Linked DNA regions of Homo sapiens: region 2 is linked to region 1. A link is a contact called in ENCODE Hi-C data. All regions are on one chromosome and are shown on one strand. The core of a region is the stretch at or near the end of the contact, and the rest is flanking DNA. Distances in the headings are between cores, read along the strand shown. Region 1 holds the start of USH1C (USH1 protein network component harmonin). Region 2 holds the start of SAA1 (serum amyloid A1).

Region 1 (2,842 bases), core at 178-2,677:
CTTTGTGCCCCTACAAAAGCTTGGCCTCAACACGCAGCACTCAGACATGGGTAATTACCAGGGTAGGGTCTGCCTCCCACCTACACCACCAGCAAAGGGCACAGACTGGGTATGGCTGAGAGGATGCTCAAAACATGCTTATTAAATGAATAACTGACCCCGGGCCCTTGGCCCCAAGCCCCTGTGGCCCCTACACTGGCTAGCTCCTTGGGCTCCTATGGGCCTCTTTATGGGAAGGAAGGAGTTAAGCACCCTGACCTGCCCTACCTGAGCTCAGCTCTCAAACCAGGAAGAGGTTTGGCTTGGTCTAAAGACACTGCCCCTGGGGTCTTTGGGAGAGCCTTGGGTCACACAGTTATCAATAGTTAAGTTATCAATAGTTACCTGCCCCTCAGGCAGGGCCTGTGGGGAGCTCCAGATACCACCCACCCCCCCCAAGCGGCTTCATCCCCAGACTCAGAGGCATCCTAAGACTTGGTGGGGAAGTAGGCTGGATCTCTTTGATGGCCCTCTCTGGTCTCAGGGCCTCAGCAGATTCTGCACAGCTTTGTGAATCATTCTCGAAATGCCCTGTGTGAAACCTGGCCACTTCCAGAGATGGTCCTTGAGAATCCCAGACCACCAGTGAGGCCCCTCACTGGGACACACCAGGGTGGACCCGGCTCTGCCTGAAGGATCTGGCCGGCCAGAGCCCAGCTCCGACGCCCTCAGTACCTCCTCCCTTCCTCCCCACCGCACCCGGGTCAGCACCAGCTCCTCAGCTACTTCTCAGACCCTAAGAAACGCCCTTAGGCAGGCAGGGCTGAAATGCTTCTAACTCATGTTCTGAGGTCAAAAGGCAGAGAGAGAGACGTCTAGTTTCCCTTCTCCCAACCCTCACCTCTCAGATACTGCCCCAGACTGTCTCCACATGCCTCAACAGCCCTGAGCTGGGGGCACTAGGAAGGAGAGGGGCTTGCCCACAAAGGGGGCACCTCAGAAAAGCGGCCAAGACTGGAAGGAATTCAAACCCCAGAGACGTCCCTGCCCCTGGAAGGCAGAGGGAGAAAGGCTGGCAGAAGATCGACTCGTTTAGCAGTCCTTGAGCCGGGAGTCCCCGCATTCCCTCCCTCACTTTACTGGGGATCCCTGCTGCCAGCCAGACGACCCTCGGGTGTCCCAGCCCAACCAGAGCCATCAGGTGGGGCCGGAAAAGGGAGGGGCAGTGCCGGGGTGTCCACCCCCTACCCACCGCGCCCAGGACTCCGGAGTCCCAGAAGCCTGGGGCGCCCTGCAGCTCTGACCTTATGCCGGAATTCTCGGGCCACTTTTCGGTCCATGGCTGGGCCAGGTCCAGCTGCGTCGTTGCACGACCCGTTCCTTCGGGTGCCCGGCTGCCAGGAGCTGGAAAGAGCCGCGACCGCGACCGGGCCAGCCGCCCTCGGAGCTGGGGGCGGGGCCTGAGCGCGGAGGGGCGGGGCCAGGCCTCTGTGGGGCGGGGCCGCTGCGAGGCTGGAGTCGAAGGTGCTGAGTCGTCGCCTCCCACTGAAGCCTGGGAGCAAATGGGCCCCAGTGTGCCTATGGGCCTGAGGTGGCAGTAGCTGGGCTTCAAGCTGGTATTTCTCTGGAAGTGGTACCTGAACACATGCGTTTGAGGAAGAAGATCGTGGAGACGTAGGGAGGAGGTTTGGGACTTTTTTGTGGGGACCGGAATAGAGAGATACGGAAACTATTTACACGGGCGGGGGGCGGGGCAATCTAGTCCGTTTTCTCTGGATATTCTTTTTTTTTCCCCCCCGAGACGGAGTCTCGCTCTGTCGCCCAGGCTACAGTGCAGTGGCATGATCTTGGCTCACTGCAAGCTCCGCCTCCCGGGTTCACGCCATTCTCCTGCCTCAGCCTCCCGAGTAGCTGGGACTACAGGCGCCCGCCACCACGCCCGGCTAATTTTTTTTTTTTGTATTTTTAGTAGAGACGGGGTTTCACCGTGTTCGCCAGGAAGGTCTCGATCTCCTGACCTCGTGATCTGCCCACCTCGGCCTCCCAAAGTGCTGGGATTACAGGCGCGGGCCACCGCGCCCGGCCTTCTCTGGATACTCTTGTCGAGGTTCATGGCCCTCCTGGACTGTCAGCCCTTGCTACGCCCTCACCTCCAGCGTACCTTCAGTCCTGGCTTCCTCCTGCACTTTTCCACCAGGGAGAAATCAATCCTTGTTCTGTGAATTCCTTGGGGACAGGGCTGGGTTTTACTGTGGGCCGCAGGGGTCTGAATCAGTGTGTGTGAGAGTGCCCCCCTCAACTGATTTCCCCTCCCACCTTCCCTAACACCTCCACCCCCAACAAAACAAGACAAAACAAAACCCAAACCCAACACACTCACATATCCATCGAAGCCTGGCAGAGCCTGGCAGTGACATTTTGATCTATGGCTGACCTTCACCCAGGGCCCAGACCCTCTGGTTCATTTAATTCAATTTGGTCAGCATTTGCTTAACTCCTAGGTCTAGTGCTTGGTGCAAAGACAATGATGAACCAGGCCTGGAAAGGAATGAAAGGAAAGATTCATCAAAGACAATGATGAACCAGGCCTGGAAAGAGATGAAAGGAAAGAGGGGCTAGGAGAGGGGTGATAAAAATGTGTAAATCAGAGGCTAAGTATGGGGCTTGTGCCTGAACTTAACCCAGGGAGGCACCTGAGCCCTTTGTGCCCTGTCAAGGGCAGGGGCAAGGAGATGGACAGCAGCTTACATCAGGTAACCACTTACAATTGTAACTCTGGGGCACCTAAACACCCCTCTGCGTCCCTCTCCCCAATAGCTGAAGTTTTACAAGCACACTATTTTTGTTGCCTAGTTTAAGATGT
Region 2 (2,842 bases), core at 144-2,643, 720 kb after region 1:
CAACAAGATTGTCATTTCCTTTAAAAAGTAGTTATCCTGAGGCCTATATTCATAGCATTCTGAAAGAAAGAAAAGAAAAGAGGAAAGAAAGAGAGAGGAAGGAAGGAAGGAGAAAGAGAGAGGAAGGAAGGAGAAAGAGAGAGGAAGGAAGGGAGGAAGAGAAGAAGGGAGGAAGAAAAGAAGGAAGGAAGGAGGGAGGGAGGGAAGGGAGGGAGGGAAAGAGGAAGAAAGGAGGGAAAGAAGGAAGGAAGAGAGAGAGGAAGGAAGGAGGAAGAGAGAAGAAGGAAGGAGGAAGACAGAGAGGGAGTAAGGAAGGAAGGAAGGAGAAAGAGAGAGGAAGGAAGAAATGAAGGAAGGAAGGAAAGAAAGAAAAAATAAAAGAGTGAAAACGGACTGGAGAAGAAGAAACCACAGTTGCTGCTATATCCACCAGCCTCTCTGCATGTCCTGGCCTCAGCCCTGCTGGGCTCTGGTACTGACCACTTCCTTCCTTCCTAATTTCCTAATTGACTAGGCCAGCTGAGCAGGGCTTTTCTGTGCTGAGGAGGTAAATCTCTGGATATCTAGACTGAGGGGTGGAAGGAGCCTTCCAGGGCACACATGAGACATGGCAGGGGTAGGCTGCTAGTTTTATTTTGTTTTCTTTTAGACACAGGGTCTTGCTCTGTTAACCAGGCTGGAGTGCAGTGGCGTGATTATAGCTCACTGCAGCCTTGACCTCCTGGGTCTCCCACAATCCTTCCGCTTCAGCCTCTTGAGTAGCTGGGACTGCAGGTGCACACTACCACACCCGGTCCATTTATTTTTATATTTCGTAGAGACAAGATCTTACAGTTTTGCACAGAGTGATCTTAAACTCTTGACCCCAAGTGATCCTCCTGCCTTGGCCTCCAAAAGCATTGGGATTATAGGAGTGAGCCACTGTGCTGGACCTAGTCTGTCAGCTTTGAAGCTTTAGATATGAACTCAGAGGGACTTCATTTCAGAGGCATCTGCCATGTGGCCCAGCAGAGCCCATCCTGAGGAAATGACTGGTAGAGTCAGGAGCTGGCTTCAAAGCTGCCCTCACTTCACACCTTCCAGCAGCCCAGGTGCCGCCATCACGGGGCTCCCACTCTCAACTCCGCAGCCTCAGCCCCCTCAATGCTGAGGAGCAGAGCTGGTCTCCTGCCCTGACAGCTGCCAGGCACATCTTGTTCCCTCAGGTTGCACAACTGGGATAAATGACCCGGGATGAAGAAACCACTGGCATCCAGGAACTTGTCTTAGACCGTTTTGTAGGGGAAATGACCTGCAGGGACTTTCCCCAGGGACCACATCCAGCTTTTCTTCGCTCCCAAGAAACCAGCAGGGAAGGCTCAGTATAAATAGCAGCCACCGCTCCCTGGCAGGCAGGGACCCGCAGCTCAGCTACAGCACAGATCAGGTGAGGAGCACACCAAGGAGTGATTTTTAAAACTTACTCTGTTTTCTCTTTCCCAACAAGATTATCATTTCCTTTAAAAAAAATAGTTATCCTGGGGCATACAGCCATACCATTCTGAAGGTGTCTTATCTCCTCTGATCTAGAGAGGTAAGCAGGGTCGGGCCTGGTAGTACTTGGATGGGAGAACACCTGGGAATACCAGGTGCTAAAGGCTTTAAGAATAAAAAATAATGATCCTGCTTTGTGTTTATCCCATGTTGAGTTCTGTGCGGGGCAGAGGGAACACACGGTAAATGCGTTATGGGGAATTATAGGCTACTTGAGGGAGTGACAGTCTGGTGGTAACTCCTGCCTTCCTCCATCAGTGCCACGTTGGCATCCTCTTATGCAGTCAGGCTTCAGGGCTGATGGGTTCAGAACCGAGGGCTTCTGGCTCTGAGTGAGGTCCTGCTGCAAGGTTTCCTAGATGAGCCACTGAGACTCTAATAAGATCCAGTGGAAATAACCAGGCTCTCGTCGGAATATAAGTCCCAAGGGAAGCTGTGCCAGTCTTGTGGGCGACTGCCTGACTTCTCCTTTCATTTCAGCACCATGAAGCTTCTCACGGGCCTGGTTTTCTGCTCCTTGGTCCTGGGTGTCAGCAGCCGAAGCTTCTTTTCGTTCCTTGGCGAGGCTTTTGATGGTAAGGCTTCAGAAGGTTTGCAGGATTTCTGAAGAGAAACATCACCCTGGACCTGATAAACTGGGGAAAATGATGCTTTCGGAAGGCTGCTTTTGAACCACAGAGTTGCTAGTGTCTGCGTTGCTGAGGCCTGCCAGGAACTAGGGTTTGCTGGGTTGCCTGTCTCGAGTCTTTCAGAGCTGCTGGGAATATCCCCTTTCCCCGTAGTGCAGCTTCTCAGGATGTGTTAAGTGGATGGATCACATTTCAGAAGCCGCTGCAAGGTGTATCAAAAACACATCTCCTGAGCCGTAAGGGACGGGGCATCCAGTAACAACGCACACGGGGTATTTTTGGGCTTCCTTAAGATTTGAGCCGCTGCCTTAGGTTGTGCTGCCCAATGTGCCTGGGGAGCTGCTAAACAGATTAGAGAGTCGAGGATTGTTGTCAGTTACTCAGAGAAAGAACAATCATCCTTTCCAGGAGCACCTGAGCTGTTTGTTTTGCGTAGAAGATGCAAAATAAGGCCTGCAATGGGTATAAAATGTCCCTCAGCATAAATCGCATAGGAGTATGACTAAGGCTGTTGACTCTTCTGTCTTCTTTCTCCTTCCTCCTTCGATTTCCTAGTTGGATAATGTACAGGGCTCTTTAGCCTCGCTCTGTCAGGGGCTCCCTTCCTGGTTTGTTCTGTTTCCATTCTTCCTTCTCCAGCCTTCTTGACAAGAGCTGGGAACTAACGTGCCTCAAGCCCC

What was found. Hi-C counts contacts between places; a loop is a spot of excess contacts on that map.
Region 2: a map of psoas muscle shows a loop between it and region 1 (6-fold over the local background). The contact joins the promoter of SAA1 here to the promoter of USH1C in region 1. A Hi-C loop is called at or near these places in 1 of 168 maps with a recorded cell type or tissue (psoas muscle).

What each region holds. Positions count from the first base shown.
Region 1 is chr11:17,542,989-17,545,830 of GRCh38, forward strand. It overlaps USH1C (USH1 protein network component harmonin), which reads right to left and starts at 1,428. Exons shown (of 27, transcript NM_153676.4): 1 at 1,284-1,428. The coding sequence starts at 1,319.
Region 2 is chr11:18,264,871-18,267,712 of GRCh38, forward strand. It overlaps SAA1 (serum amyloid A1), which reads left to right and starts at 1,394. Exons shown (of 4, transcript NM_199161.5): 1 at 1,394-1,426; 2 at 2,014-2,108. The coding sequence starts at 2,018. It also overlaps the pseudogene RNA5SP334.